4 separate regions of the Homo sapiens genome follow, and all the other regions are linked to region 1. The links are chromatin loops, found by intact Hi-C in ENCODE. Cell type or tissue: gastrocnemius medialis. All regions are shown on one strand. Links, peaks and the distances in the headings refer to the core of each region. The heading gives the core; the rest is flanking DNA.

Region 1 (7,982 bases), core at 1,604-6,603:
CCTTTCCCTCTGTGGAAATGGGAGAAGTGAGTACGCATTCCCTGCCAAACCATGCAGTAGTGAACTTATTTCAATATTCTAGTGAGCAGGAAAACTGAAAAACTTCATTTAATGATGAAATATACAAGTAAGTAGATTTTATAAAGTCAATAAACCTAGAAAATATTTTTGAGTAGCCTGTTAGAAGCCCTAGAGAAATGTGTGTCAAGGGCAAAAAATAGCAGGTCCTTGTACTGAGAACCTATTGTTCATGAGTATATTCTACTTATTTTCTGACTCATTTCTTAGAAACTGCCCTCTGCCCATAACCACAGGTTTACCATGGAAGTAGCCTTTTTCTTTTTTCTTTGAGATGGAGTCTCTCTCTGTCACCCAGGTTGGAGTGAGATGGCACAATCTTGGCTCACTGCAACCTCCGTCTCCCAGGTTCAAGCAGTTCTCTTGCCTCAGCCCAAGTAGCTGGGACTACAGGCGACCACCACCACTCCCGGCTAATTTTTGCATTTTTATTAGAGATGGGGTTTCACCATGTGGGCCAGGCTAGTCTCAAACTCCTGACCTCAAGTGATCCACCTGCCTCGGCCTCCCGAAGTGCTGGGATTACAGGAGTGAGCCACCATGCTTGGCCAAAGTAGCTGTTTTACACTTGGTTACACTAATCTCTGATTACAGTACAGTCCACATCTAAAACCAAGTGGGAACAATTTCTCTCTTCTGGGGTAATTTTGGAACTGGGACCCAGTGAGAGTCTGGGGTTGGGCCTACAACTTGTAAACTCAGCAGCTCTTGGTTTTCTGTCATGGGGACTGGGAAAATAGTCTGAGCTCCAAGGAAAAGTAAAACTAATGTGGATACAGAAACAGACAAACATGAGGTGAGTTCCTCTTCAAATTCAGTTTATCCCTGATGTTCATTTGCACTCTTGATCTTTAGTTCCTTCAGAGAACCTGACTTCCTTTCATTATTTCCCTTTGAGCTGGATAGAGCAGCTTTCTGTTACTTGCAGCTAAAAGAATGTATCAATACATGCTCAGAAAAACCAAGGATGCTGTATCAGTACGTCTGAGTCTGTTCTGTGTTGCAATAACAGAATACCACAGACTGGGTAACTTTTTTTTTTTTAAATAAGGCATTTATTTCTTACAGCTCTGGAGGCTGAGAAGTCCAAGGTTGAGGGGCTCACACCTGGTGAGGGCCTTCCTGCTCTGTCATCCCATGGCAGAAGATGGAAATTCAAGAGAGCACATGAGAGAGAGAGAGATGGTGGGGTGGGGGCGGGAGAGAGAGAGACAAAGACAGAGAGAGAAAGAGGAAAGGGGCCCTAACTTATCCTTTTATTAGGAGCCTACTCCCAGAGGACTCCAGGACTGTAAGAAATAAACGTCTTCTTTTAAAAAAAAAAAAAATTTTGCCACTCTGTGGTATTCTGTTATTGCAACACAAAACGGACTCAGAGTCCTCACAACCTAATCACCTCTTAAAGGTCTCCACCCCTCAACACTGTGGCATTAGGGATTAAGTTTCCAACACATGAACTTTGGGGGACACATTCAAACCACAGCATGGTAGAAAAGTGGTCATTATATTAGGAATGGGATTAATGAGCCTTGTGATTCGAGACAACCACTTCATCTTTCTAGACCTCAGTTTTCACATCAATAAAATGGAGTTAAAATATATGGTCTTTGCAGTATTTAAAAGTGTTGTTCTGTTTCTTTCTGGCTTTCATGGTTTCTAAAACAAAATCCACAGCCATATAACTCATTGATCCCCTATAAGTAATCTATCATTTTTCCTTGGCTGCTTTCAAGATTTTTTCTTTGACTTTAGTTTTTAGCAGTTATGATGTGTTTAAGGTGGGCTTTCTTTGGACTTATCCTTTTTGGATTTGGCGAGCTTTTGCTTCTGTAGATTTATGTCTTTTATCAGCCACTATTTCAAATTGTTTTTCTGCACTGAATTATTTCTCCTCTTCTCTGGCGCTCTAATGACACAACTATTAGGCCTTTTTAGTTTTTTTTTTTTTTTTTGAGACGGAGTCTCGCTCTATTGCCTAGGCTGGAGTGCAGCAGTGCTATCTCCGATCACTGCAATCTCCGCCTCCCAGGTTCAAGCGATTCTCCTGCCTCAGCCTCCTGAGTAGCTGGGACCACAGGTGCATGCCCACACCCGGCTAATTTTGTGGTATTTTTAGTAGAGACGGGGTTTCACCCTGTTAGCCAAGATGGTCTCGATTTCCTGACCTCGTGATCCGCCCGCCTCAGCCTCCCAAAGTGCTGGGATTACAGGCATGAGGCACTGCGCCCAGCTGCCTTTTTAGTATTTTATCCACAGATCCCAGTGGCTCTGTTCAGGTTTTCAATCTTTTTTCTCTGGTTTTCAGATTGGATCATTTCTATTGATCTATCTTCAAGTTGACTGACTTTTTTCTCTGTCATCTCTGTTCTGCTGTTAAGCCTGGATAGACAGAATAATGACCACCCAAAGATGTCCATGTGCAAATCCCTAGAACTTCTGGATATGTAAATGTATATGTCAAAAGGGATTTTGCAGATGTGATTAAATTATGAATATTGAGAGGGATATTATCACGGATAATCTGTGTGGGCCCAATGTAATCACAAGGGTCCTTGTAAAAGGGAGACACGAATGTGAGAAACAAAAAAGCACAGGTTGAACTGATGCAGCACTTTATTTATGTAATTATTTTTTGAGACAGGGTCTCACTCTGTTGCCCAGGCTGGAGTGCAGTGGCACAATCATGGCTCACTGCCGCCTTGACCTCGTGGGCTCAAGTGAGCCTCATCCTCCTGGGTAGCTGGCACCACAGGTGTGTGTCATCACGCTTGGCTAATTTTTATTTTTATTTTTTGTAGAGATGGGGTCTCACTATGTTGCCCAGGCTGGTCTCAAACTCCTGGGCTCAAATGATCCTCCTGCCTTGGTCTCCCAAAGTTCTGGGATGACAGGTGTGAGCCACTGTGTCCAGTGAAACTGATGCACTTTAAAGATAAAGGAAAGGGCCTTGAGGCAAGGATTGATGACAGGCTCCAGAAGTTGGAAAGAGCAAGCAAATGGATTCTTCCCTGCGGTTTCCAGAAGAAATGCAGATCTGCTGACATCTTGATTTTACCTCTGTAAGATTCATTTCACACATCTCACTCTCAGAACACATTACATTACATAATACATTTGTTTTGTTTTAAGTCACTACATTTGTAGGTATTTATTATAGCAGCCATGGTAGTAATTTAATACAGAGCTCATGCAATAACTTTTACATTTTTGGTTATTATATATTTCAGTTCTAAAGTTCCCATTTGGTTCTTCTTTATATTTTCTATTTCCTCCTTGAGGCTTTTTGCCTTTTCTTTTGTTTTTAAAACAGTGTTCACATTTACTTATGGCACTTTTGTAATAGGTACTTTAATGTCTTTTTTAGATAATTCCAACATCTTTGTCATCTCAGCATTGGTAAATGTTGATTGTTTTTTCCCATGTGAGTTGAGATTTCCAGGTTCTTCAAATGCCAGTTAATTTTGAGTTTTATCCTGGAAATTTTGAATATTATGTTATGAGACTCTGGATCTTGTTTAAAACCTGTGGGAAGTGTTAATGTTTCTTTTTTAGCAGGTAATCTACCTGGCTTGGTTCAATCACAAGTTCTGATCAACCTACTGCGGACTGTGCTTCTTTCAACATCAATTCTCATTTCAAAACCTTTACGGTGCTATTCAGATCTTCTGCAGATGTGTGCCACCCAGTGGCCGGCCCGGGACCTGCGTGATGGATGGTCGATCTCTTAGTGCAGTTCTGCTGGTGGTTTGTGGTTTAGAGTCAGATCCACGCCTGTACAACTGGGAAGTGATCCCAGGAGCTCATAAAACTGTCTGGGGTCATCTTCTTGTCCTCTTCCTTTCTGGTCATTCTAGTACTTTCTGATTCCCTGGGACTCCTCTTTTTGGTTCTCTGGCCAGAAATCCAGGGCTTTATTTCCCTGCTTTACCATGCACTTACTGTGACTGTTCACAGGTGGGGCCTTGTAGCAGAGACAAAAAGCAATGGAGGTTTGCCTTGCCCTCTTGGCACCATAAATTCTGATCAGAGGAAGTTCCCCTCCCTCAGAGTTCTCGGCTCCTGCGGATCCTCACCGCCACTGCTGCCATGGGATTGCTTAGAGGCTGGGTGTGAAAGAACAGAGAAAAAAGAAAAAAAAGGTAGAATTTCCTCCACTCTCTCTGAGTGTTAGGGTCTTCCTTCCCTCTCCTTGAGCCAGACCTAGGGGGTTTCTTCTGTAGTTCTGTCTGTCTGTGCAATTGCCCATTTCTGGATTTGAGGTTGCCTTGAGTTCAGGCCAGTGCATACCAGAAGAAAAAATGTGAAGCTCACCACCAGTTCGGTGGTATGTTGAATTCTGGACTTCTTCCCCAATCCACCTGCTACTATTTACTTTCTAGAGTCCTCAAATATCAGTTCCGTGCATCTTCACTCAGTGGGAGAGACAGGGTGGAGGATGCTTACTCCATCTTTTCTAGAACTGGGCCCCTGCGTCTCACAATTTTGATATGTATTTTTATTATTTCATTCAAAATATTTTCTGATTTCCCTTTTGATTTCTTCTTTGTCGGCTACTTAGAAGTGTTATGTCTTAATTTCTAAACAAAAGAAATTCTCTGGTTATATTTTTGTTACTGCCTTTAGCTTGATTGCATTCTTGTCAGAGAAGATCATCTTTATGATTATCAATCTTTAACATTTTTGAGGTCCGTTTTATGGGCCAGCTTATGGACAGCTTTTGTAAGTGTTCTGTATGTAATAAAAAAGTATGTGTGGCCAGGCGCAGTGGCTCACACCTGTAATCACTTTAGGAGGCCGAGGCGGGTGGATCACCTGAGGTCAGGAGTTCAAGACCAGCCTGACCAACATGGCGAAACCCTGTCTCTACTAAAAACACAAAAATTAGCTGGGCGGGGTGGCACGCACCTGTAATCCCAGCTACTCAGGAGGCTGAGTCAGGAGAATGGCTTGAACCCAGGGGCAGAGGTTGCAGTGAGCCGAGATTGCACCACTTCACTCCAGCCTGGGTGAAAGAGCAAAACTTCATCTCAAAAACAAACAGACAAAAAAGTATATGTATTCTGAGCTGAGCACAGTGGTGTGTACCCGTAATCCCAGCTACTTGGGAGGCGGAGGTGGGAGAGTCACTTGAGCCCAAGAGTTTGAGGCTGCGGTGAGCTATGATTGTGCGCTGTACTGCTGCCTGGGTGCAGAGTGAGACCAATCTTTAAAATACAAAAAACAAAAGGCAAAAACAAAACAAAAGAAACAAACAAAAAACCTTTAGATATCTGTTATAAATAGCACATATTTTGGTTTAGTTTTTTTTTTAATCAGTTAGACTACCCTTACCTTTATTAAATCATTTATGCTATTTATAGTCAATTATAATCACTGATAAGTTTAAATCTGTTGTCTATGTGTTTTCTATTTAGTCCACTTTTTCTGCTCCTTTTTTTCTCCCTTATTTCCCTGTTTTGAGTTAATTTCTTTTTATAATTATCTCATTTGAACTCCTCCCCCATTAGCTTTTAGTTACACATATTTTTACCACTTATTTAGAAAGTTTCTTTAGAGATGATAACATGCGTCTTTGACATCTCAAGGAGTTTAGAACACTTTAACTTCTTTTATTCCCCAGACTTCTACACTGGAATGTGTTAAAATAGAGATCTGTTCAGTAGTTGGGTAAACGAGTTTGCCTTGTGAGGGGACAGACATTTTAGACACTGGGAAACACAATTAAAAGTACACAGGTATGATGCAGATTGTTGTGCTGTCAGAGAACTACAGTACTGCAGTTTGGGATCATTGCTGCCAGAGGTGTGAATAGAAATGGAGGTGGAATTAGATCATGAAGGGCTGTCCATACTGGAAAGCAGGATGGGAAGCCAACAAACTAGAGAGCAACTACTTGAAAAGAAATAGCACAAAACAAAAAGTGATGAATACAAAATTAGGCCAGGCATGGTGGCTCACACCTGTAATTCCAGCACTTTGGGAGGCCAAGGTGGGTAGGTCCCATAAGCTCAGAAGTTTGAGACCAGCCTGGGCAACATGGTGAAACCCCGTCTCTACAAAAAATAGAAAAATTAGCTGGGCATGGTGGTATGTGCCTGTAGTCCCAGCTACTTGGGAGGCTGAGGTGGGAGGATCACCAGAGCCCAGGAGGTCAAGGCTACAGTGAGCTGTGATCATGCCACTGGTCTCCAGCCTGGACAACAGAGTGACAGTCTGTCTCAAAAAATATATATACAAAGTTATAACCAAACTTTATGTTAATTTTTTTTTCTATTTTTGCAGAGACAGGGTCTCACTATGTTACCCAGGCTGGTCTTGAACTCCTGGTCTCAAGCAATCCTCCCACCTCAGCCTCCCAAAGTGCAGGGATTATAGGCACTAGCCTCCATGGCTAACCCTCAAATCTCAAAGATTAAGAAAGTTTTAAATTTTGTATTATAACTGTATTGTTTGCTTGTTTGTTTCTCCGACAAGATAAACTGAAAGTTAATTCAAACTTGAATGCCTAAGGAACCACAGGTATTCATCAACACTCCCTCCTCTCCTAGGAAAATATTTCCTTCCAGGTTTTCCCTAAATCTTCCACCTCCCTAGTACTTGTAACCAGTGAAATACTTCCTCGACTTATTGCCTCTACTCCAGAACCATTCACAGTGCTCTTTGGAAAGCATGTTTTGTTATGAGCAAGATTCTTTCCAGTATCAAGTTTTTCTTAGAACACTCAAGTTAATCCCTTATAAATATCCTTTGATTAGAAAGCAGGATGGGCTCCTTGAGTCCAGTTGGTATTATGATATAGGTGTAGGCCATTTGATGGGTCACAATTGCTGAACATAAGAGAATTGATCACACAATACTTAGGCCACATAAAAATGAGATTGGGTACCAACCTCTCCTCTTAAATCTGGGGTAGGTGGAAAGTTCCTAGCCTCTAATCACGTGGTTGGTTCCCCTGGCAACCATCCTGAGGTTATCCAGGAGCCCCTAGGTACCAGTCATCTCATTAGCACGCAAAAAGACCTTACATTTTGAAGACTCCTAAACAGGGCAGAGAACAAATATGTATTTCTTATTATGTCACAGGGAGCAATTCCTCCAGGGACAGGAGCACCCCAGTGTCAGAGCAGCAGTTGTGGCAACCAGTGGTTATGGGGATCCCCAGCCACAGATGCCTTCTCTTAGCAGACAATCACTTATTCTAATACATACCTAGGTTTTCTAACACAAAAGTTCTTACTTCTAGCATAAAATAAAATTTAAAGGGCTGTACCTGTACAAGAACAGGATTTCATAAAATGTATTTTATTTACTATTTTTTTTTTAAGACAGAGTCTGGCTGTGTTGCCCAGGCTGGAGTGCAGTGGTGCAATCTCGGCTCACTGCAACCTCCACTTCCCAGGTTCAAGCAATTCTGTCTCAGCCTCCTGAGTACTGGGATTACAGGCACACGCCACCACGCCCAGCTAGTTTTTTTTTTTGTATTTTTGGTAGAGATGGGGTTTCACCATATTGGCCAGGCTGGTCTCGAACTCCTGACCTCAAGTGATCTGCTCGCCTCAGCCTCCTAAAGTGCGTGAGCCACTGTGTCCAACTAAAATTTAAAGGGTTGTACCTGTACAAGGATAGGATTTTTAAAAATCACCTTTAGTAGTTAGCCAGGCTCAGCAGCACACAGCTATAGTCCCAGCTACTTGGGAGGCTAAGGCAGGAGGATCACTTGAGTCCAAGAGTTCAAGACCAGCTTAGGCAAGACAGCAAGCTATCATCTCAAAAAAAAAAAAAAAAAGTAAATTTAAAAAACCACCCACAATGCTTTAATCCTAATTTTCCCTGTGGTTTTTGAGCTATTTTCTTATTTGCAAGCCTTACCCCTTTGTAGCAATTTAGACTTTAGAGTACCTCTT
Region 2 (7,982 bases), core at 1,163-6,162, 150 kb before region 1:
AAGCAACTACCACAGGGGCTTCAGAAGCTAAAGAAGGCCCAGCGCGGTGGCTCACACCTGTAATCCCAGCACTTTGGGAGGCCATAGCAGGAGGATTGCTCGAGCCCAGGAGTTTGAGACCAGCCTGGGCAACATCATGAGACGTCATCTCTAATAAAAATAAAAAATTAGCCAGGCATGGTGGCACATGCCTGTGGTCCCAGGTACTTGAGAGGCTGAGGCAGGAGGATCCCTTGAGCCCAGAAGGTTGAAGCTGCAGTGAGTTGTGATCATGCCACTGTACTCCAGCCTGGGCGACAGCAAGACCCTGTCTCAAAAAAAACACCCAGAGGCTAAAGAGTCACCTTGTCTTCTCTCGACTTGTTCCCTCACCTATTCATGGCTCTCTTCCTACTGTATAAAGCTTGAGAAGAGGCCATCCATCAGATGCCAGGGCGGCTCAGAGCTTGTTTTGTGCTCATGTGGGTATGCATATAACAGGTGTCTGGCCAGTGAGGTGAGAGAGCTTACACAGGGATGTCAGCTTCACAGACTGGCAATCACTTCCGTAAAGTCTGTGTCTCCTAGGGGCATGTGCTGAGCTTGGCAAAGCACGCAGCCCCAGACTGCAGGTTGGGAAGGCCTACTCTCAGGGAGGTGGCTTTGCTGGGTTCAGGTCAGAGCCTCTGGGAGAGTAGGATTGGATATTGGACCAGGGCAGGGTGTGGGAACAGAGCTGGGGTCAGAGTGGTTCTCCCAGGGCCTTCAAGGGCTGGGCCAGGCCCTGGTTGGCCCAGTGCCACCTCCATGCGGATCAGCAGCCCAGGGCGATGCACAGGATGCCAGATCCAGGTAGGGCCCATGATCATCTGTCCCTACCCCCTCAGATGAGGACCCAGAGGCCCAGAGAGGGAAAGGAACTTGTCACGGCAAGTCAGAGGTCAGGCTGGGACAGAGCAAGGAGCCAGCATCCCGGTACCACACTGATAGTTGATCAGAGGCCAGCTGTGTCCACATGTTTGGGGCTATTTGCAGTTGGGTTTCTCTGGGCAGGCAGCCGCTAGCCTCACTGCATACCCACAGGCTCTCTATGGGGGGAGGGCTGGGCTATAGTTGCTAGGGATCTGTGCTCACCTTGCTGAGGCTGGAGCCAGATGACCAGCCCCCTTCAGCCCATGCCAGTGGAAACCTGCCCTTTGGCCCTCCTGAGTTCCTGAGGGGCTGGCCGAGATTATGGTAGCAAGTGACCATGAAGGCTCTTGGGACGCAGGCTAGACTCCCAGCAGGCAGGCCCACTCCAGCAACTTTTGTCACCCACTATGCAGGGAAGTTCAAGCTCCTGGAACAGGCCCGGGATGTGCGGGAGCCAGTGAGGTACTTCAGCAGCGTGGAGGAGGTGGCCAGTGTCTTCCCTGACCGCATCTTCGTGATGGAAGCCATCACCTTCAGCGTCAAGGTCAGTCACTCCCTCACCAGGTGTGGTGTCCCCACACTACTCCTTGCCTCAGGGGCAACCCTGACTCTGGTTGGAAGGTTGCCCTCAGGATCCAAGAAGGAGAGCGGCTCCTGGGGACCCCTTAGGGGTCTTTGGCACAATCAAGCCATGTCAGAAGGGTGGGGAATAGGACCCACTGGGCTGAAGGACTTCCTATGAAAGGTAGTGAAGCAGGAGCGGGTGTCTGGAAGGGTCATGTTCTGACTTGGAGACTTTTCAGGGCAACCTGTCCCTAGCTGCCCCAGCACCCACTTGTAGAGGCGGTGGTTGTGGTGAGCAGGCAGTGTAAATAGACCCCTGCTGTGGGGTGGGAGCAGTGGCTCATGCCTGTAATCCCAACACTTTGGGAGGCTGAGGAGGGAGGATCAACTGAGGCCAGGAGTTTGAGACCAGCCTGGGCAACATGGAGAGACCCTGTCTCTACAAAAAATGTTAAAAAATTAGCTGGGCATAGTGGTGCGTATCTATAGTCCTAGCTACTTGGGAGGCTGAGGCGGGAGGACTGTTGCCAGGAGTTTGAGGCTGCACTGAGCTGTGAATGTGCCACTGCCCTCCAGCCTGGGAGACAGAGCAAGACCCTGTCTCAAACAAACAAACAAACAAACAAAAACAACTAAAAGCAGTCCCTGCTATGTACAGATAGTGCTGTTCTGTTTACAAACCCTTTTCTTATCCATCAATTCATTTCTCTTCACTTAGCCTTGTTGGATGGGTAGGGCATTATGATCGCCCAAATGGTAAAGACAATGATGATAAAAGTCGCCATTTACTGCATACTTTAAAATATGTTGCTGATCCAAGTAGTGGGGAAGAAAAGAAAAATATGTCACTGCACAGTCTTTTTAATCCTACAGCAGTTCTTCGAAGTAAGAGTTATCAGATATGGTCGCTAAGGCGTGGAGGGGCAACTCATTTAAGGTGGCACAGCTGCTAGTGGTCTCTCCAGGATGAACGTGGATCTCCTGGCCTACCATCTAGTCCGAGCCCCGGGAGGGCGGAAGAGGAAGGCTGTTTTCCCTTTCCAGTCTCTGGGAGCTGGCCGTGTGGCTTTCCCTGGGACCTGGCTAAGGCCCTGCCCTGTCTCTGGGATCCCCAGGTGGTGTCGGGCGAGTTCAGCGAGGACAGCGAGGTGTACAACTTCACGCTGCATGCGGGCGACGAGCTCACTCTTATGGGCCAGGCGGAGATCCTGTGCGCCAAGACCACCAAGGAGCGCTCGCGCTTCACCACCCTCCTGCGAAAGCTGGGCCGGGCCGGGGCGCTGGCCGGGGTGGGCGGCGGCGGCCCAGCGAGCGCGGGGGCCGCGGGAGGCACTGGCGGCGGGGGCGCCAGGCCGGTCAAAGGCAAGATGCCCTGCCTCATCTGCATGAACCACCGCACCAACGAAAGCCTGAGCCTGCCCTTTCAGTGCCAGGGCCGCTTCAGCACTCGCAGCCCGCTGGAGCTGCAGATGCAAGAGGGCGAGCACACGGTGCGCGCCATCATCGAGCGCGTGAGGCTGCCGGTGAACGTGCTGGTGCCCAGCCGGCCGCCGCGCAACCCCTACGACCTGCACCCGGTGCGGGAGGGTCATTGCTACAAGCTGGTTAGCATCATCTCCAAGACGGTGGTGCTGGGGCTGGCGCTGCGCCGCGAGGGCCCGGCGCCGCTGCACTTCCTGCTGCTCACGGACACGCCGCGCTTCGCGCTGCCGCAGGGCCTGCTGGCCGGGGACCCGCGCGTCGAGCGCCTGGTGCGCGACAGCGCCTCCTACTGCCGCGAGCGCTTCGACCCCGACGAGTACTCCACGGCCGTGCGCGAGGCGCCAGCGGAGCTCGCCGAAGACTGCGCCAGCCCGCGCCGCGCGCGCCTCTGCCTGCCCGCGCCGCGCGCCCCCGGGCTCGCCCGCGCCCCCGGCCCGCTAGCGCCGGCTCCCGCCGGCGAGGGCGACCAGGAGTACGTGAGCCCCGACTGGGCAGCCGCGCCCGAGCCCGCCGCGCCGCCCGCCGAGATCCCCTACGAGGAGTTGTGGGCGCACCAGGGGCCCGAGGGCCTCGTCCGGCCGCCCCCAGGGCTCGATCTCATCTCCTTCGGGGCCGCGGGACCGCCGCGTCGGGAGCCGGAAGCGCCGCCGCCTCCAGTCCCTCCCAAATCCGAGGCGGTGAGTGAGCGCGCTGGGGGCCGAGTCCCGGGTCCAGCCAGGGCCCAAAGCCCGTTCTCCTGGGCCCCGGCCCCGGAGTATGTGGCAGACGAGGTGTCTTCCTCGGCGGGGTGGGGAAGGGGAGAAGGAAAGGGCAGAGGCATGCCAGGCAAAAGCATTTGTAGTAAGGGGCACTGGGGCGGGCGGTGGCGGGAGAGCTGTGGGACAGAGATGCGTGTAGGTCCCCAGCCTCAGAGGATTTGAGAGGAGCCCCGAAGCACTGTTACCCAGAAGGTACCACAGAACAGGGGTCCTTTAAGTTGTTGCGTGAAAAGAAGGTTCCTTGGCGAAGTAAGCTTAGAAATGCTGTGAATGATTCCCAGCCCTTTTTCCCTCCTCATATTGGAGTCACAGAGCATTGGTAGATTAAAGGCTCTGAGAAGTCCTGCACTAAGGAATCCTGTTTATCAGAACATTTTCTCCCTGCCCGTAACACCCGTCAGCATCCCATGGAGTCCTCTTTGGGGTACACGACTTGTAGGGAGGGATGCAGGTGGCAGACGCTTCCTTCCCTCTGTCCCTTCGGCTTTCCTTTGTCCTCTGCTTTCTCTCCTTTTCCTTGAGGAGGGAGCACGTCTGCTTAACCTGTTTTGATCTACCTTTGTGTTCTTTTTCTTAACATCCATGATGGATTTCCAAGGAACAGGAAGGAGGCTGTGGGACAGGGTGTGGGTGCGTGAGATAGGCTGGGAAGGCTAGGAAGGGTGGGGTGGCTGGCTGACTGGATGAGCAGTTGGGGTGCAAGGCAGCCTATTGGCAAAGTGGGGCAAATGTCAGGCCCAGACAGCCCCCTCGCCCAGCTGCTTGGGAAGGGGAAGATAAGGAGTGCCAGCTGTTTGGAGTCGAGGTGGAGTCACCGCCCTCTGCTTGTAGGTGAAGGAGGAGTGCCGCCTGCTCAATGCCCCTCCAGTGCCTCCCCGGGGTGGCAATGGCAGCGGCCGGCTCTCCAGCAGCCCCCCGGTTCCCCCTCGCTTCCCCAAGCTGCAGCCGGTACATTCCCCCAGCTCCAGCCTCTCCTACTACTCCTCTGGCCTCCAGGATGGGTGAGTCCCTGCCTTCCCTTGGTCCTGAGTTCTAAGGTAGATCAAGGCAGGGAAGGGTGAGGAGGGGGAACTACAGTGCTGAGGAAGAGGAAGTCTTGAGGCCTGGGAGATTCCCGAGGGTGCAGCTCCCTGTGCAGTGGCTCAGGGATTGGCACTGCTGTCTGGGTGTCTTGGGGCCTGGGGCCCAGTGGCCTGTTCTGCCCACTTCAGCTTCTTTCTCTCTTAAATGTTGAGGAACGGATGGGAGCATTGCCCTGGTCCCCTCAAGGTGGGGACTTTGCTGCAGGATAGAGAGAAGAGAGCTCCTTGCTGTTTTGAAATTTTGATTAAGTTCAGGCCAGGTGCGGTGGCTGATGCCGGTAATCCCAGCACTTTGGGAGGCCGAGTTGGGTGAATCACTTGAGGTCAGGAGTTCAAGACCAGCCTGGCTAACATGGCGAAACTCCATGTCTTCTAAAATACAAAAATTAGCCGGGCATTACGGCACATGCCTGTAATCCCAGCTACTCGGGAAGCTGAGGCAGGAGAATCGCTTGAACCCGGGAGGTGGAGGTTGCAGTGAGCCAAGATTGCACCACTGCACTCCAGCCTGGGCAACAGAGCGAGAACACCATCTCAAAAGAAAAAAAATTGAAAGAAAATATTTTTATTAATTTCAGTTTCGTTTCATTTTTCCCCTGTGTTTTCTGACCTGGGCTGGGGGATGCTGGAAGGAAGAACACGGCCATTCCGGAGGGTCTTGGGCTGGGGCTGGGGTGCAGGCCCGTGTTGCTGAGGTCATAGTGGTGCTTGGTTGCAATGCATGTGTGACCCTATCGGATTCCCTCTCAGCCTCACCTGTCCTATGTGTGTGTGTCTGTCTCTGTCCACAGGGCGGGTTCCCGCAGTGGCAGTGGCTCCCCATCGCCGGACACCTACTCCCTCTATTGCTACCCATGCACCTGGGGAGACTGCAAGGTGGGCGAGTCCTCTAGCCGCCCAGCCCCCGGTCCCCTACCCTCAACCACACAGCCCAGCCAGGCCTCCCGGGCCCTCACAGAGCCTCTGAGCGGTCGAGCCGCCTCCCTTCTGGGGGCTGACACCCCTGTTAAGACCTACCACAGCTGCCCTCCTCTATTCAAGCCCTCACATCCCCAGAAGCGCTTTGCTCCGTTTGGAGCTCTCAACCCTTTTTCCGGGCCTGCCTACCCCTCAGGCCCTTCAGCGGCCTTGTCTTCTGGGCCCAGAACCACCTCGGGTCCTGTGGCTACCTCTGGCCCTGCGTATTCCCCAGGCCCAGCCTCGCCAGGCCAGGCCTATTCAGCTGCTCCCCCCTCCTCCTGCGCCCCCTCCTCCTCCTCTTCTTCTGAATGGCAGGAACCAGTCCTGGAGCCCTTCGATCCCTTTGAGCTGGGGCAGGGCAGTTCTCCAGAGCCTGAGCTGCTGCGTTCTCAGGAGCCCAGAGCAGTGGGGACACCTGGGCCTGGACCCCGCCTTTCACCACTTGGCCCCTCCAAGGCCTTTGAGCCTGAAGGTTTGGTGCTGCACCAGGTCCCCACCCCACTGTCACCAGCTGCTCTGCAGGGACCCGAGGCGGGAGGAGCACTTTTTCTAACCCAAGGGCGCCTGGAAGGGCCTCCTGCCAGTCCCCGGGATGGAGCCACAGGCTTTGGAGTCCGAGATGCCTCCTCCTGGCAGCCCCCTGCTGACCTGTCTGCACTCTCCCTGGAGGAGGTCTCTCGCAGTCTGCGTTTCATCGGGCTCTCAGAGGATGTGGTGAGCTTCTTTGCCCGAGAACGCATCGATGGTAGCATCTTTGTGCAGCTCAGTGAGGACATCCTGGCAGATGACTTCCACCTCACCAAGCTGCAGGTCAAGAAGATCATGCAGTTCATCAAAGGCTGGAGGCCCAAGATCTGAACTGCCCAGCTGGAGCTGCACAGCTGGAATGCTGGTATGGGGGCCCCAGGTACAGCACTCCGGAGGAGCAGGTGCTGCCTGCAAGAAGGATCTATGTCGAGACTGAGGCTGCTCAGCAGCCACTGGGTGGATCCAGGGGAGATGCATGTGGAAATGTGGTCCTCTGGGGTCAGACCCCTGCACGGGACATCTTGCCTTTGAGTGTGCAGAGTACATGGGGAAGGGGCTGGGGGCACCACTGTGTACCTGGGCCCAGTAAGGCATTTGCCGTGATTCCCACAACGGGGTCAAAAGCTGGCCTTCAGGGTGACCTAACACCACCTCATGCCCTGCTATAGACCTTCACAAACGACTTCCACTGCTGAAGCCTGTAGGCTCTGTTTAGAGACAAGAAGATGGCTGGTAATTTAAGCACCGATTTCCCAAGTGCCCACTCTCCTTTGTGCTCTGTTGGCTTTTGGCCTAAAGCTGCCCCAGAGTGAGGGTGTAGATGTCTGTGTCTGTGAGATGCCTTTCCCTTCCCCCTCTGCTCCACCGTGGTTGAGGGGGGTGGGGCCTGGCCCCGCACACAGGTGAGTCGTGTACAAGCCTAACCCATGGCACCTCAGAGGCTCCACCTGTGGGTCCTGGTTCATGGGTGACAACTTTGGAAGAGCACAGCTCTGCAATTGACCCGACCCACTTATCTAGTTAGGAAGCCAGACACTGCCCAGATGACTCTAGCACCCTGGCTTCTGCTCTGACTTTACTGCAGCTAGTCATCCATCCGTCAGGTGGCGTTCAGTCTCAGAATACTGATTCCGTGGAAGAGCAGGTTGATTTAGGTCAGCTTCTCCTTGATTCTAGAAGCAAGCGGTAGTCAACCACCTCCAATTCCGCCAATCTCTTGCCCCCATCATTTGTCTCTGACAATACTTGGTGTTTTTCCCTGGTTTTCTGTCACTGGCACAGGAGGGTACAGTTGGGAGAGTGCGTTCCTGGAGCTCAGTCCTGCATTTGTTCACGTGCCTCACAGCAGGCCTTTGTGCCCTTGAATCTCAAACATGGGGATCTGCTTGGTACCCAGAGCTCTGGTCATTGTGTCCAACCACACACCCCACCCCATCCGTGTCCTCCATCTCACCCAGAACCACAGGGTGCCCACTAGTGTCAGGGCCCAAAGTGCCAGCCTTCTCTTCTGCCTTACCTAGTCTACCTATTTATTTCCTCCACTTTTTATCTTAAAAGTAGCTAAGCCATGCTGGTGCCCATACTCCAAGCAGGCTGCCTCAGCTCAGAGAAGTGGTCAGAGAGTAGAGCACAGAACCTGTGATGTGGGGACATTTGGTTTTCTTGCAGATCATTTAATGAATCCTCAAGGACTAATGAAATAAATGCTAGACTGCTG
Region 3 (7,982 bases), core at 2,400-7,399, 56 kb before region 1:
GCCTGGCTAATTTTTAATATTTTTTGTAAGAGACAAGGTCTTGCTTGCTCTGTTACCCAGGCTGGTCTTGAACTCCTGGCCTCAAGTAGTCATATCACCTCAGCCTCCCAAAATGTTGGGATTCTAGGTGTGAGCCACCATGCTTGGCCTCTTTCCAATTCTTTGGTAAATCTCAAGTTACTTAAAAGCAAAAAGTTTCTTCAAAAGTCCTAATACATCACCTGTAGCCCTGTAGGCATTACAAAATAAATAAATAATATACTTTTAAAATAAAATGTTTAAAGGAAAAGAGACCTCAAAGGTGGGGCTTCACTTTAAAGAAAATTTAGCATATGTTATACTGAACATTAAGGTGTTGGACAACATTTTTGTTCGATTCTTAGCAAGCTCAGGAGGAGTTAAGGCTTGCTAGACTTTTAAGGATGACAAATAGCGAAGTCACACTATTTCTTCATTTGAAATGATGGACTGCCTTGGATAGTAAAGTTAAGTGTGTTTGTAGCAGCATGTGTTTGATGATCTCTGGGTATTTCAAATAGAATGAAAATTTTTCATTGAAGCTCTAGGGTTTTGGTTTAAATTACTGGTTTTCGTTCCCCAGATATAAAGACCTGATGCCACATGATTTGGCTAGAGCAGCGCTTACGTAAGTAAATGCAGTTTCATTTCCGTTCTTATTTCATTAAAGGCACTTTCTCCAGTTTTTACACATAAAATAGCAATTTGTTCTTATTTTAGCCATCTGTACTATACAAATTTAAGCAGCTTATGAATATTGTCAATCTTTATTTTGCAGGCCTAACAGTGTCTTAGCCTGACAGTATACTTTAATGCTACCTTAGCTAGCCACAGGACTCGATTGATCAGCCTAAACACAATACATATATTTGATGATTGCCTTAGGAACTTGTATAAGGGTAGCTGAACAGATTATGTAGATATTTACCTAGAAAGAAGCCTAAAAGACACCTGAAGATTCATGTGCAAACCAAGTAAAAATGTAAAATTAGATGTAGTTAAATAAGATTAGGCTGGATGAATAATTTGGTTGAGAATCATTAAATGTGTTGCTGTTTCATAACATGTAAGGCATTATCTCTTCATTTTCCACTGACACTTTGCCTTTGTGTCTTCAACCAGCCACAGTTCTTTCTTAGTTTGGAGAAACCCTTCAGTTGACCTTTCTGTCCATTCTAACTCTATGTTTGTTTTTTTTTTCTTCCTGCAATACCTCAAGCATGAGTGAAAGAGCAGTTGTTTCTGTTTCCTTATTATTAGTTTCCTCTGTCTAATTGTATAATCATTATTTCCATTTTCCCTTTGTTTTACAGAAACCATACTTTAGAATCTTCTCTTAATAATGGTTTTATGATTGCTCAATGTACTGATCCTTTCTCAGTCCTCTGTCTCTGTACTTTATAGCACTTGACACTGTAAGCTATAATCACCTCTCTTCTGTTGACTTCTTAGTAATATGCCTTTATGATTTTTCTTTTTCTTCTGTATCCTGACTGATTCTTCTGTAGCTTTTTTTTTTTTTTTTTTGAGACGGAGTCTCGCTCTGTCACCCAGGCTGGAGTGCAGTGGCGTGATTTCGGCTCACTGCAAGCTCTGCCTGCCGGGTTCACGCCATTCTCCTGCCTCAGCCTCCCGAGTACCTGGGACTACAGGCGCCTGCCACCATGCCCGGCTAATTTTTTTTTTCTTTTTTTTTTTTGTATTTTTAGTAGAGACGGGGTTTCACTGTGTTAGCCAGGATGGTGTCGATCTCCTGACCTCGTGATCCGCCCTCCTCGGCCTCCCAAAGTGCTGGGCTTACAGGTGTGAGCCACTGCGCCCGGCCGATTCTTCTCTAGCTTAAAAAAAAAAAACTGGGCCAAGCACGGTGGCTCACTCCTGTAATCCCAGCACTTTGGGAGGCTGAGGTGGGCAGATCACCTGAGGTCGGGAGTTCAAGACCAGCCTGACCAACATGGAGAAACCCCATCTCTACTAAAAATACAAAATTAGCTGGGCGTAGTAGCACATGCCTGTAATGCCAGCTACTTGGAAGGCTGAGGCAGGAGAATCCCTTGAACCTGGGAGGCAGAGGTTGCAGTGAGCCGAGATCACGCCATTGCACTCCAGCCTGGGCAACAAGAGCAAAACTCCGTCTCAAAAAATAAAAATAAAAAACCACACACACACACAACTGGATCTCTCCCTCTTTCTCTTTTTGAAAGGTGTTTTGCAAGTTTCATTCCTTAGAGCTTTGCATTTCTCTGTATGCATATTTTCCTTTAAAAATCTCATCTACTAGCTAGGCATGGTGTCTTACACCTATAATCCCAGCACTTTAGGAAACCAAGGCAGGAGGATCAAGGTAGGAGGATCTTTTGAGCCCAGGAGTTTGAGACCAGCCTAAGCAACATAGTAAGACTCCATCTCTACAAAAAAAAATTTTAAAAATTAGCCAACCAAGAGAATTCAGCTCAGGAGTTGAAGGTTGCAGTGAGCTATGATTCCACTACTAGACTCCAGGCAGGGCAATCGAGCAAGACTTTGTCTCAAAAAAAAAATTTTTTTTAAATTTTTAATTTATTTTTTTCTGTATGGAGTCTCACTCTGTCCAAGGCTGGAGTGCAGTTGCTTGATCATAGCTCACTGCAACCTCGAAGCCTCCCAGGTAACTGGGACTATAGGCGTAAGCCAATGTTTCTAACCCTCTTTTTAGTTTTTTTAATTGATAAAAAACTACAGATTTTACAGATTTTTATTTATTTATTTCATTGTAGCCAAGTTTAGTCATTACTCATTTTGAAGCTCAGCTTATTCCACATTTTATCTGGCACTCCTTCAAGTTGGCTCCTGTGTGCCTTTTGTTTTTTAGTATAATGCTGGTTGTTGATATATAATTTGCATGCAATAAAGTGCACAGATTTTAAGTGTATAGTTTGATGAGTTTTGACAAATGTATATACCCCGTGTTCCTGTTTTTGATATGGTCCCATTTGTCTTTTTTTTTTTTTTTTGACACAGAGTTTCGCTCTTGTTGCGCAAATTGGAGTGCAGTGGCACGATCTCGGCTCACTGCAGCCTCCGCCTCCCAGGTTCAAGCAATTCTCCTGCCTCAGCCTTCCGAGTAGCTGGAATTACAGGCACATGCCACCAGTCTTGGCTAATTTTTTTTGTATTTTTAGTAGAGACGGGGTTTTGCTGTGTTAGCCAGGCTGGTCTCGAACTCCTGTCCTCAAGTGATCCGCCTGCCTCGGCCTCCCAAAGTGCTAGGATTACAGGCTTAAACCACTGTGCCCGGCTGATATGGTCCCATTTGTCTTTGAGTGCTTCCTTACTTTTGGCACAAAAAAGATGGAAATTCACTTTGTACTTTCTTCTGGACCTGGTATCAGTCATTTCTTAAAAAACCTTTTGTCCTTTTAATGGGGAATGGCATTTAGAAACCAAATCTGGGGCCGGGTATAGTGGCTTACACCTATAATCCCAGCACTTTGGGAGGCCAAGGCTGGTGGATCACTTGCAGTCAGGAGTCCGAGACCAGCCTGGCTAACATGGTGAACCCTGTTTCTACTAAAAATACAAAAATAAGCCAGGCATCATGGCAGGCGCTTGTAGCCCCAGCTACTCAGGAGGCTGAGGTGAGAGAACCACTTAAACCCAGGAGGTGGAGGTTGCAGTGAGCCGAGATTGTGCCAGTACACTCCATCCAGCCTGGGTGAAAGGGCAAGATTCTTATCTCAAAAAAAAAAAAAGGAAACCAAGTCTGGGTTCAGGGAGTGCTCATTCCTACTGGAGTGTTATTGTGTCTAGTTTCTATTCATGGGCACAACTAGAATATATGTATTATTTCAATCATTTGTTGATACTGATATTTCAAACTAAAATTTAACATACCCAGGACTTCTTTTTTTTTAATTTTTTTTAATAGTCTTAAGGGAGACTTTGCTTTATCTCTTTGATTGAATATTTGTCTCTCTTTTTCACTGCAAACTTTGGTTTCTACTAACATTAATTAACATTAATTTATAGGTTTCTTATCTATTTTATTCTATTCCAAATTATTTTTTATTCTCTAACTTCTCATTACCAATTCAGCATCAAATGTTGACTTTTAAAATCACTCTTTCATTCATTTCTTCTTTGAGAAGGTGCCAAATGCTTGTCAAATTAAAGAAAAGATACAGTCTCTGTCCTTTTAAATTCAAGGCTAACCTTTTTCAAGGAGCGCAGTGTTTTGTGTGATGATCTCTGGCACTGCCTTGATGTGTGAAATGTTTCTTTGCTTTGGATTTCTACTTCCAGGGGTTTGTTGCATCGGACCAGTGTCCCTAAGGAAGTAGTTGATTATATCATCTTTGGTACAGTTATTCAGGAAGTGAAAACAAGCAATGTGGCTAGAGAGGTGAGTAAAACAAACTTTATGTTGTTTAAAGAGTGATAGGAGAATCACTTTGAATTTCAATTAATAGAAGTTACTTTACAAAAGCCTTTAAAATCTATTGAGTTACATTTGACCTAAAATGTGATTTTACAGCTTGGGTAATGTGTTATTTAATATGTAAAAGAATTCTAATATAAATCAAATGACATACACTATATTAGTGTATATCCATACTTTACTGTAAATCAAATAAATTATTTGAGCTGGTTTAGGACATTGTCTCTTGTGTTAGGAAAATAGAGATCAGCAAAGTGTGGCTGATAGTATTTTTAGTAATGTTAGATATCATGGCTTCCAATTAATTTAAAATTTCAACATGTTGCAGAGAACTAATTTCATAACTTGACTTTTGTTAGCTGGAAGTAGCCTTGCTTACTCATTTGTTCCCATCAACTAGATGGCACGTAAGGCAGCTTGGCTTTTTAAAAACTATTTCACAGGAGTTTACTTTTGCCCTAGTTGGCATAGCTCCATGTAGTGTCGATTGGGCAACCAAGATAATGACAGGCCTTGGAACTTCTAGGATGTGTCCTACAGGCAAATCCAAACACGTCTTCTGGGCTGTGTTTTCATTTAAAATCGATTGGATGAAGTTGGCACCAAAAGCACATTTCATTGTACTCAGTATTTTCCCTAGTTCTGGTCTGTGCTTGCCATATTGTTGGGTTCAGTATCACTGTCAACTGAGAGACAAGGGCACATGAGCAGGACTGAAAGTATTTGTTCTGTTCCACCTCTGTACCTGGCAGAAATGTTAGAACTGCCAAAGGCCTGGCATGACTGAAGCCTACGAAACTAACTGTGTGCTGTTGAGGGGCAGGAAGGAATTAACAATAGGAAGAGATTTTATTTCCCTTCTGAAATTTTTTGTTTTTCCTTGAACCTTGACATTTCTGAATGTTTCAAATATGATAATTTCATGAGTACATCAAGCTGCTCATAATACATTTTCAACTTTTATATTCTGAAAATAACCTATTACTTTTATAAGAGCACTTAAGATGTAAATAGTAAATTTTTTTGCTGTTTTCTCCTCTTGCTCAGCTTTTTATCCCATCCTTTCTTCCTTCTCCTCCTCCTCAAAAAATAAAAAAATAAATAAATAAAAATAAATGTTTCCATTTTCTCTGTAATTCAGTTCTTTTTTTCCTAAAACTAAAGCCATAATGTTTTCCTCTGAAATTTTTCCTGGAAATTTTACATCCATTTGCAGATCTCAGCTATTGATTGACAGGAGGTAGATTCCCTCTGCCTGCCCTGTACTAATACCAGTTATGTTGTGCTCCAGGTAATTTTTGCAGCATCTGCAGGGAGAGATTGGGTTGAGGGGGATACATTATGAGAATGTCACTCTAAAGCTGTATTGCAACCTAAAAGCTAACATAATTTCCAGCCAAAGAATTTCTTAGGCCCTATTGCCTGTATTAATAATGTTAATATACAGTCCTTGCAACCTAAAAGCTAACATAATTTTCAGCCAAAGAGTTTCTTAGGCCCTATTGCCTGTATTAATAATGTTAATATACAGTCCTAAAAGGCTCCTGGTGTTCATGAACCTGACTTTGTTGAAAGGTTCAGCATATTTCCCTGTTCTCCAGCTTAAAGACATCTTCCTCCTTTTCCCTTAGTGCCCTGAGAGCTATTCAAATTTCAATAGAAGTGTGTGGACAAGGGTCACCAATAGCCACCTCTATTTAAAGCTCCTTCCGTCCTGAGAGTCATCTAGGGCCAAGGGCAACACAAATTAGAAAGGCCCTTGTGAGAATCGAGCCATTGCAACCTAAGTGCCCCTTTTACACTTGCCCTTTGCAGAGCTCTTCCCTCCTGCCCCCCTGAGATACTTGCGTCTCTCTTCCTTTCGGATTGGTTTACGTTGAGAGGCTGATGCACAGGTGCCTGGCAGAAGTTCTCAACAAAGCAGGTTGGGCATTTAGTATCAGGCCTACCTGGAAAGACCAGAATGAGGTCATGTTGCAGTTACATCACTAACACATTTCTGTTTCTATAGATTATGGTAAATAGCATAAAAGTAAGTAAGTATAAAGGTAAAAATCAGTTAAGAGACATTGAATTTCTAATTGAGACTTTGGAAACATTTATTTTACTAAATTATAGGAGAGTGTGTTCTGAGGATAATTAATAGTTTCAGGGAAAGAATACTAAAAATGAATTCCCTATAATGGGATCCAGTATTTCATAGTAAATATTGTGTGGGTGTGTATGTGGGAGGAAATCTGGAAGCTTTATTTCTAAAGTAAAACTTTAATATTATAAAAATAAGTATTTTATAATTGCACCTGTGCATTAATTATTTACATAAACAAAAATGGAATCAGACGTTGATTGGTTTTTGACAGCATAATTTCCCCCAATAAATAGTATAATAAAATTATAGATGTGCTCATTTCATGTTTGACTTTCACTGTGCCATTATAATAGAGGCCATTTTTAAAAGATTAATAATGACCTCAGTTTTTCTTAAAGCCGCTCAGATGACAAATTATTCTCTTTGTATCACGTATTATGCCATCATCCTGGCCACTTGTTAGTTGGTCTGACCCTTATTTGTTCACAGACTCACTTGTAACTCAGGCAATTCTCCAGTTTCTTTCATTGAGTTGAGCTTCTGTATAGTTGGCAAGTTTTCCAGTTCATCTTTGCATTGGGTCTGCAGTGTGCTATCTGAAGTATCAGACGGTCAGTAAGAGAAACCAGCTGGCAGTGAGCAGAAAGATAGGTGTAAAGCAGACAGGGTCTTGAGTGGGAACTCTGTTTATGAAGGGTCAGTTCTTTAGAAATCATTTTCATGTTTAATCACTTTTGCTTTGCTGCTAAGCTTTGTGACTGATCATGAGACCTGATAACACAGATAGTGAGGACTCCACCCCATAATATATTTCATCATCATTCCAGCAACTGTCTTTAATAGGTTCTTTTAAGTATATTTGAACATTAAACAAGTTAAAATCAAATTATATATTGATATTCTTGAAGGCCCTGAGCAAAACATCGATAAGAAATTAGGTGAGTTAGGAGAGTATCATAGCCTCGTGTCTGCACTAGAAACCAGCCAGCAGGAATTTTGCATATACCTGTCAATTAATGGCAAGATTAAATATTAGTGAACCATTTCTGTGATGGACTTCATTTGATTTTAAATATTGCTCTGGAGAATGTTAAACTGAAACCGTTTCCAGATGACTATGAAGATTAGTGCTCAAAGCATCATTTACATGATGCCCTTCCCTTATAGTGATCATTTCATTCACTCTATTTCCTAAAGGCTGCCCTTGGAGCTGGCTTCTCTGACAAGACTCCTGCTCACACTGTCACCATGGCTTGTATCTCTGCCAACCAAGCCATGACCACAGGTATGTTTAAATGGAAACAGACAGTACATGTTAATTATTCTCCTTTGTCTTTTACTTGATTATAAAAATGTACTTTTTTTTTTTTTTTTTTTTTTAACACAGAACCTCACTCTGTCACTCAGGCTGGAGTGCAGTGGTACCATCATAGCTCACTGCAGGCTCAAACTCTTGAG
Region 4 (7,982 bases), core at 1,947-6,946, 380 kb before region 1:
GCCAACATGGTGAAACCCTGTCTCTACTAAAAATACAAAAAAATTTAACCAAGTGTGGTAGTGGGCGCCTGTAATCCCAGCTACTGGGGAGGCTGAGGCAGGAGAATTGCTTGAATCCGGGAGGTGGAGGTTGAAATGAGCCGAGATTGTGCCATTGCACTCCAGCCTGGGCAACAAGAGCAGAGAGCATTAGAATCCTTTAATAAAGAGCACAAACTTGCCTTTAAAGCAGAAGATCAGGGTAAAAAAGACAATGGGCTAGAAATTGGCAACATTTACACAATAAAGAAAGATCTGTATTCTAGCAAGCTTCTTTCTTTTTAAAAAGTTACTACAGGGGCCCGACGCAGTGGCTTGTGCCTGTAATCCCAGCACTTTGGGAGGCCGGGGCGGGCAGATCACGAGGTCAGGAGATCAAGACCATCCTGGCTAACATGGTGAAACCCTGTCTTTACTAAAACTACAAAAAATTAGCCGGGTGTGGTGGCAGGCACCTGTAGTCCCAGCTACTCGGGAGGCTGAGGCAGGAGAATGGCGTGAACCCGGGAGGTGGAGCTTGCAGTGAGCTGAGATAGCGCCACTGCACTCCAGCCTGGGTGACAGAGCGAGACTGCCTCAAAAAAAAAAAAAGTTATTATAGGTATTACTGTAAAAATTAATTAAAGTATGCTGTTTTAAGGTAGCTATTTTAATTTTTAAAATCTGTGAATGGTTTTTTTCAGCATATACAAACCATTTTAACCCTCAAAAGGAGAAAAGTTTATGTATAAAAAAAGAAAAGATGGTGGAAAGTTCAAATCCAATTGTTAGTAAACACTACTACTAGCTAGGTGGAATTTTCATTCTTTCTATGTTTATTTAAATTTTCCATAATGAAAACATTGTTTGCAATTGAAGTAAGGGTTACTTAAAAGGAAGAAAGTAAATTAAAAAAAAATTTTAGAGATGAAGTCTCATTCTGTCGCCCAGGCTAGAGTACAGTGGCATGATCCTAGCTTACAATAGCCTGGGCTCAAGCAATCTTTCTGCCTCAGCCACCAGAGTAGCTGGGATTACAGGCATGAACACCTGGTGGAAGAAAGCAAACTTTTAAAAAACATTTAAGAAAAAATGAGCTGGCCATGGTGGCGACTGCCTGCTGGTTCAAGCTACTTGGGAGGCTGAGTGGGAGGATCACTTGAGCCCAGGAGGTCAAGGCTGCAGTGAGCTGTGATCACACCACTGCACTCTAGCCTGAGTGCAGACAGAGATAGACTCTGTCTCAAAAATAATACAAATAAATAAATAACATAAATAAGGAGGGGAAGTCCAGGCTGGGTGGGGTGGCTCATGCCTGTGATCCCAACCCTGGGAGGCAGTAGGAGGGGGATCGCTTAAGCCCCGGACCTCACGACCAGCCTAGGCAACAAAGTGAGACCCTGTCTCTACAAAAGATAAAAAATTTAGCTGGTGTGGTGGTGCATGCCTGTGGCCCCAGCTACTCAGAAGGCTGAGGCAGGAGGATCACTTGAGCCCAGGAGCCCGAAGCTGCAGTGAGTTATATACTCCAGCCTGGGTGACAGAGTGAGACTCAAGAAAAAAGAAAGCAAGAAAGCAAGCAAGGAAGTAAGGAAGAAAATAAAGAAAGGGAGAAAGAGAAAGAAAGAAAGAGAAAGAGAAAGAGAGAAAGAGAGAGAGAAAGAGAAAGAGAGAAAGAGAAAGAGAGAAAGAGAGAGAGAAAGAAAGAAAGGAAGGAAAGAAGGAAGGAAGGAAGGGAAAGAAAGAAGAAAGGGAAGGAATGAAGGGAGGGAGGGAGGGAGGGAAGGAAATTCATAATCATTATGCAGAAAGCTCATTCGAACTTCAGGTAAAGCACCTGCCACACTTTGAGTCTGGATCATGTGCTTGAGGCAGTCAAGTCAAAATTGCAGAGTGTTTTGAGAAATGAATAAATTCCTCTGAAGCAAGAAACTGCTAAACTCAAGTCAAAATCCCTTCTCAGTTCCACATTAAAGGAGACCAAAGAGTCATGACAATTAAATGAAATGCATGACTGCAGGTGGGGAGGGAGGGAAATCATCATAAAGGACATTGGCAAATTTTAATATTGCCTATATAATAATATTGTGACAATACAAAATTTCCTGAGTTTGATCATTGCACTGTGGAACACGAATGTTCTCATTTTTCGGAAGTACAGGTAAAAGGTCAAAATGTCTGCAACTTAATCTCAAGTGGTTGGGGGAAAGTTAAAGCAAGATATGGCAAAATGTTAATAATCTGGTGAAGGGTATACGAGAATTCTTTATACTATTCTTGCAATTCTTGTTTTCAAAATAAAAAGCTGACGTGGCCAGGCGCAGTGGCTCACGCCTGTAATCCTAGAACTTTGAGAGGACAAGGCAGGCAGATCGCTTCAGCCCAGGAGCTCGAGATCAGCCTGGGTAACATGGCAAAACCCTGTCTCTACAAAAAATACCAAAAAAAAAGAAAAAAAAATTAGCTGGGAGGAGGACCACATGAGCCTGGGGAGGCTGAGGTTGCAGTGAGCTGTGATTACACCACTGCACTCCAGCCAGGGTGACAGAGTGAGACCCTGTCTCAAACAACAACAACAACAAAAGTTAATGCACACCTTCTCAAAGCCTCTCCCATCCCACAACTAGTTGAGCACATTGGTGGCACTACTACATCCAATGTAAAGAAATTCCTTCACCTGCAAACTTTAAACTCAAGAACTTTTCTAAGGACTGGTGCAGTGGCTCATGCCTATAATTCCAGCATTTTGGGAGGCTGAGGCAGGTGGATCACTTGAGCTCAGGAGTTCAAGACCAGCCTGGCCAACATGGTGAAACCCCGTCTCTACTAAAAATACAAAAAATTAGCCAGGCGTGGTAGCATGCACCTGCAATCCCAGCTACTGGGGAGGCTGAGGCTCGAGAATCGTTTGAACCCAGGAAGCGGAGGTTGCAGTGAGCCAAGATCACACCACTGCACTCCAGCCTGGGCGAAAGAGCAAGTTTCACTGCAACCTCTGCCTCCTGGGTTCAAGTGATTCTCTTGCCTCAGCTTCCCCAGGAGCTGAGACTGCAGGTGCATGCCACCACACCCGGCTAATTTTTTGTATTTTTAGTAGAGACGGGGTTTCACCACGTTGGCCAGGCTGGTCTCAAACTCCTGACGCCAAGTGATCCACCCGCCTCGGCCTCCCAAAATGCTGGGATTACAGGATTACAGGCATGAGCCACCATGCCCAGCAGAAAGACCTTTTCTTTTCTTTTCTTTTTTTTTTTTGAGACGGAGTCTTGCTCTTGTTGCCCAGGCTGGAGCGCAATGGAGTGATCTTGGCTCACTGCAACCTCCACCTCCCGAGTTCAAGAGATTCTCCTGCCTCAGCCTCCCTAGTAGCTAGGATTACAGGCGCCTGCCACCACGCCCAGCTAATTTTTTTTTGTATTTTTAGTAGAGATGGGGTTTCACTATGTTGGTCAGGCTGGTCTCAAATTCCTGACCTCAGGCCATCCACCTGCCTCAGCCTCCCAAAGTGCTGAGATTACAGACTTGAGCCACCACGCCCAGCTAGAAAGAACTTTTCTAAGCATAAGATAACCCTTCAGAGTGAAGCCTCGCCAGCATCCAACTCCAGCAAATGTCATTGGAGCAGTGGTTTTCTAGCCTGGCTTCAAATGCAGAATCACAAAACCTAAGACCTGGGACCCTTTAAATCAGACTCTCTGCAGGTATTCTAGCTCCAGCCAGGGTGGAAAACCTCTATGACAGCTGATGTACTATTGAGAATCTCTACCTAGATTGGAAAGGTGGATTGTAGGTGCAAAGTAATACCATTGAAAAGTCCTCTATTCACGTGCTTGCCACTTACAAACTTATGTGGTATCACCTTAAGTAAAATCAGCCTTTAAGAAAGATCAAATAGGCATCTAAGCTATAGTTGTTAAAAAAAAAAAAAAGAAGAAGAAAAGAAAAGGAAGAAAGGAAAAAAAAAATAACCAAGTAGGCATCTGATGCTTCAGTGAGAAGCTGTAGACCTCTTGCTAGCTTCCCATCCCAGATTTAGGGAGACTCTTGCCCTATTTTAACATTAATATTCTAGAGAGAGCAAATAATCTCCAGGAAGGTGCATTGGTGTCCAGCCTCCTAAGCACCTCTCTCTATATATTTGCAATTAAGGGCCCATGGTTCAGCCGGGCAAGGCCTCACTCTGTTGGGATGTTCTTCATGGCCACCAGCAGAGGGAGCCACACACCCAGCCAATGGCCGCAGCTGCACCCAAGGACTAGGACATGGAAACAGGTGGAAATGCTGAAATCACCCGGATGAGCGAGCGCACTGAGATTGGATCACAGCTCTATCACATCATGATCTGATTACTTATTTCCCACTGGACTGTGAGCTCGGACCATGTCTAATTTATCTTCTGTCTCCTGAGTCTTGCACAGCATCCGGCACACAGTAGCGCTTGGCAAATATTAACTGTGGTTGCTATTTCGGGCATCTGACAAATGAATATTCACCAGACCTGGCCAGATGTTAGCATTCGCTAGGATTGTCAAGAGGCTGAGATGCTCTTCCTCCCTCCCGAGATCCCTCACAAGGTATTTTCTGCATCCCAGGCCAATGAGACACTTTTTTTCCCAGAACACCCTTCCATCATAGAGACCCCTACAATTAGATCCTGAGAAATTCATCCCCCATCGGCATCCTCCCCATCTTTTCCCCAATCCACAAAACATCTGTCTCCCTGCAGGCAAGGCCTCAGGCCCCTCACCAGCCCCGACCTGGAGTGGACCCACAAGTCCCCCAGCCCAGACAGCTGGGTTAGAGACTCACACGCCGGCTGGCACCAGTGGCTGGAACTTCCACTGCTCCTCCTCACAGTCCAGGAAAAGCCGGTTCATGATCTTGTTCTTCTCCTCCGGCGGGATGAAGTTCTCGATGATTAGGTACCTGGGAGCAGGAATGAAGGAGTGATGGGAAAATGGGTGAGCGAGAGACCACGTGGTGCATGTGAGGGTTGAAGGATTAGAAGCAACAAGCCAAGAGGCAGAGGGGGCTGGGCACGGTGGCTCACGCCTGTAATCCCAGCACTTTGGGAGACCAAGGCGGGCGGATCACGAGGTCAGGAGATCAAGACCATCCTGGCTAACACAGTGAAACACCATTTCCGTCTCTACTAAAAATACAAAAAAAAATTAGCTGGGCGTGGTGGTGGGTGCCTGTAGTCCCAAGCTACTCAGGAGGCTGAGGCAGGAGAATGGCATGAACCTGGGAGGCAGAGCTTGCAGTAAGCTTAGATCACACCACTGCACTCCAGCCTGGGCGACAGAGTGAGACTCCGTCTCAAAAAAAAATAAGTTAATTAATTATTTATTTATTTTAAAAAAAGAGGCAGAGGCAATGTGGAGGTGGGGAAAATCAAGAAGTTAAGGGGAAAGGATCCCTACAGAAATACTGCAGCTTGAAAAATCACTGCTTCTAACAGGTACACAAAATTAGAAAAATGAATAAATACTTTTATTTGATAGCACAATAGGGTGACTATAGTCAATAACTTAATTGTATATATATGTGTGTGTGTGTGTGTGTGTGTGTATATATATATATATTTTTTTTTTTTTGAGACAGTTTTGCACTTGTTGCTCAGGCTGGAGTGCAATGGCACGATCTCAGCTCACTGCAACCTCCACCTCCTGGGTTCAAGTGATTCTCCTGCCTCAGCCTCCTGAGTAGCTGGGATTACAGGCACATGCCACCATGCCTGGCTAATTTTTGTATTTTTAGTAGAGATGGGGTTTCACCACGTTGGCCAGGCTGGTCTCAAACTCCCGACCTCAGGTGATCCACCTGCCTCAGCCTCCCAAAGTGCTGGGATTACAGGTATAAGCCAGCAAATTGTATATTTTAAAATAACTTAAAGAGTGTAACTGGATTATTGTAACTTGAAGGATAAATGTTTGAGGGGATGGATACCCCATTCTCCATGATGTGCTTAGTTCACATTGCACACCTGTATCAAAACATCTCATGTGGCCAGGCGAGGTGGCTCATGCCTGTAATCCCAGCCCTTTGGGAGGCCGAGGAGGACGGATCACCTGAGGTCAGGAGTTTGAGACCACCCTGGCCAACATGGCGAAACTCCATCTCTACTAAAAATGCAAACATTAGTCAGGTGTGGTGGTGGGCGCCTGTAGTCCCAGCTACTCAGGAGGCTGAGGCAGGAGGACCGCTTGAACTTGGGAGGTGGAGGCTGCAGTGAGCCAAGACTGCACCACTGCACTCCAGGGTGGATGATAGAGCAATATTCCATCTCCAAAAAAAAAAAATCTAATGTATCCCATCAATATTAATATATGCAACTACTATATACACACATTTTTTAAAATAATTTTTAAAACAAATTTAAAAATAATTTTTTTTTTTGAGACAGAGTCTTGCTCTGTCGCCCAGGCTGGAGTGCAGTGGCTCCATCTCAGCTCACTGCAAGCTCTGCCTCCCAGGTTCACACCATTCTCCTGCCTCAGCCTCCCAAGTAGCTGGGACTACAGGCGCCCGCCACCACTCTCGGCTAATTTTTTATATTTTTAGTAGAGGCGGAGTTTCTCCGTGTTAGCCAGGATAGTCTCGATCTCCTGACCTCGTGATCCACCTGCCTCAGCCTCCCAAAGTGCTGGGATTACAGGCATGAGCCACTGCGCCCGGCCTTTTTTGTTTTTGTTTTTTTTTTTTTTTTGAGACGTTGTCTCGCTCTGTCGCCCAGGCTGGATTGCAGTGGCATGATCTCGGCTCACTGCCACCTCCACCTCCCAGGTTCAAGCAATTCTGCCTCAGCCTCCTGAGTAGCTGGGATTACAAGTGCGCGCCACCATGCCCGGCTAATTTTTGTATTTTTAGTAGAGATGGGGTTTCACCATGTTGATCAGGCTGGTCTCAAACTCCTGACCTCAGGTGATCCACCTGCCTCGGCTCCCAAAGTGCTGGGATTACAGGCATGAGCCACTGCGCCCGGCCCTAAAAATAATTTTTAAAAAATTTAAAATCACTGATTCTTATGCAAAGATGGTAGCCTCAGGGCCTTCGGAGTTACTTTTGGCCAGCACCTAGCGTCCATTTTGAGGGGTTCATCAAATACAGGCAGAGGAGGTAGAAGAAACTCCAGCACGTGGGCCCATCCCTCAGCCCTCAGACGCATTTTATTCCTAAAGGACTCATGGGAGAGGAGACAGTCAGGATGAGGCCTTAGGGGAGGAGAGGCCTGAGTAATGATGGCTGGCTGTGGGGACCCGGGATGAAAAGAGCTGCGGGCCCTACTTGAGCTTGAGTTCGCGGGTCTGCTCGTTCTGCGCCTCCTCCAGGTCCTGCCGCACGCGGATATACTCATCATGCTGGTCCTGGATCTCCGCCTTCACCGCCTGCAGCTTGGCGTAGAGCTGGGTGGGGACAGGTGCCACTCAGAGGCTGCTTGGTGTGGCAACGAGGCCCCAGTCACCCAGCCTGGGCCGCAGGGCTGCAGGCTCAGAGTCTACCGACTCAGCCCAGGATGAGGCTGCGGGTCCTTTTCTGAACTCCCCGCTGTGCCCAACCCACCACGAATTGGGCTGGGCTATTTAAAGTGGTGCCCCGCCCTCCTTCACTGAGGCCTGTGACCATTGTCTGCTCTTTCTCAGCTGCTATCAGCATCGTGGAATGTTCAAACGGGAGGGGACCCCAGGGACCTTTTGGTCCAATACCCTCCTTTCATAGATGAGGAAGCCAGGCACAGACTTGCTCAAGGTCACACAACCAGCCAATAGAAGAGCCGGAACTAGGACCCGGGGCTTATTTGGAGACCCAGCTCAGGAAGCAGGAAGCCTGAACGAGTTTGGAAGGTGACCCCTCCCACTCCAGTCTCTTCAGGGGCTCTCAAAAGTGGGGTGTGGAGGTAGCATGGCCATCCTGCTCCTCTCCAAAGCCACTGAGGGCTGGGTCCGTGGTAACTGCCACAGTGG

Evidence for each region. Hi-C counts contacts between places; a loop is a spot of excess contacts. Peaks named below come from ENCODE experiments on the same cell type or tissue, not always from the same donor. Only the 100,000 strongest peaks of a DNase experiment are listed, where the experiment ranks them.
Region 2: a loop joins it to region 1, with 6 times the contacts of the local background. A loop is called at or near these places in 12 of 110 quality-filtered maps.
Region 3: it touches region 1 in a loop (4-fold over the local background); 3 of 110 quality-filtered maps call a loop at or near these places.
Region 4: a loop joins it to region 1, with 8 times the contacts of the local background. A loop is called at or near these places in 27 of 110 quality-filtered maps.

Annotation. Positions count from the first base shown.
Region 1 is chr2:26,326,442-26,334,423 of GRCh38, forward strand. The region is part of intron 1 of ADGRF3 (adhesion G protein-coupled receptor F3); the gene reads right to left. Among named protein-coding and RNA genes, the nearest start is that of SELENOI, 16 kb to the right of the region's middle. In gastrocnemius medialis, for the core only: a CTCF peak has its summit at 3,753 (motif pointing left); a DNase peak (open chromatin) is centred at 3,780.
Region 2 is chr2:26,181,663-26,189,644 of GRCh38, forward strand. It overlaps GAREM2 (GRB2 associated regulator of MAPK1 subtype 2), which reads left to right. Exons shown (of 6, transcript NM_001168241.2): 3 at 1,305-1,435; 4 at 2,571-3,614; 5 at 4,527-4,696; 6 at 5,569-7,982. The coding sequence ends at 6,595. Among named protein-coding and RNA genes, the nearest start is that of GAREM2, 13 kb to the left of the region's middle. RefSeq lists a silencer at 3,140-3,379. In gastrocnemius medialis, for the core only: a CTCF peak has its summit at 3,213 (motif pointing left); DNase peaks (open chromatin) are centred at 3,199 and 3,799; H3K4me3 peaks cover 1,135 bases; H3K27ac peaks cover 347 bases.
Region 3 is chr2:26,269,352-26,277,333 of GRCh38, forward strand. It overlaps HADHB (hydroxyacyl-CoA dehydrogenase trifunctional multienzyme complex subunit beta), which reads left to right. Exons shown (of 16, transcript NM_000183.3): 5 at 602-646; 6 at 4,300-4,399; 7 at 7,722-7,809. Among named protein-coding and RNA genes, the nearest start is that of HADHB, 28 kb to the left of the region's middle. In gastrocnemius medialis, for the core only: no CTCF peak of the experiment used is centred there; DNase peaks (open chromatin) are centred at 4,910 and 5,170; H3K27ac peaks cover 5,000 bases.
Region 4 is chr2:25,946,962-25,954,943 of GRCh38, forward strand. It overlaps KIF3C (kinesin family member 3C), which reads right to left. Exons shown (of 8, transcript NM_002254.8): 4 at 7,306-7,424; 5 at 4,828-4,944. Among named protein-coding and RNA genes, the nearest start is that of KIF3C, 32 kb to the right of the region's middle. In gastrocnemius medialis, for the core only: CTCF peaks have their summits at 4,226 (motif pointing right) and 4,427; a DNase peak (open chromatin) is centred at 4,270; H3K27ac peaks cover 770 bases.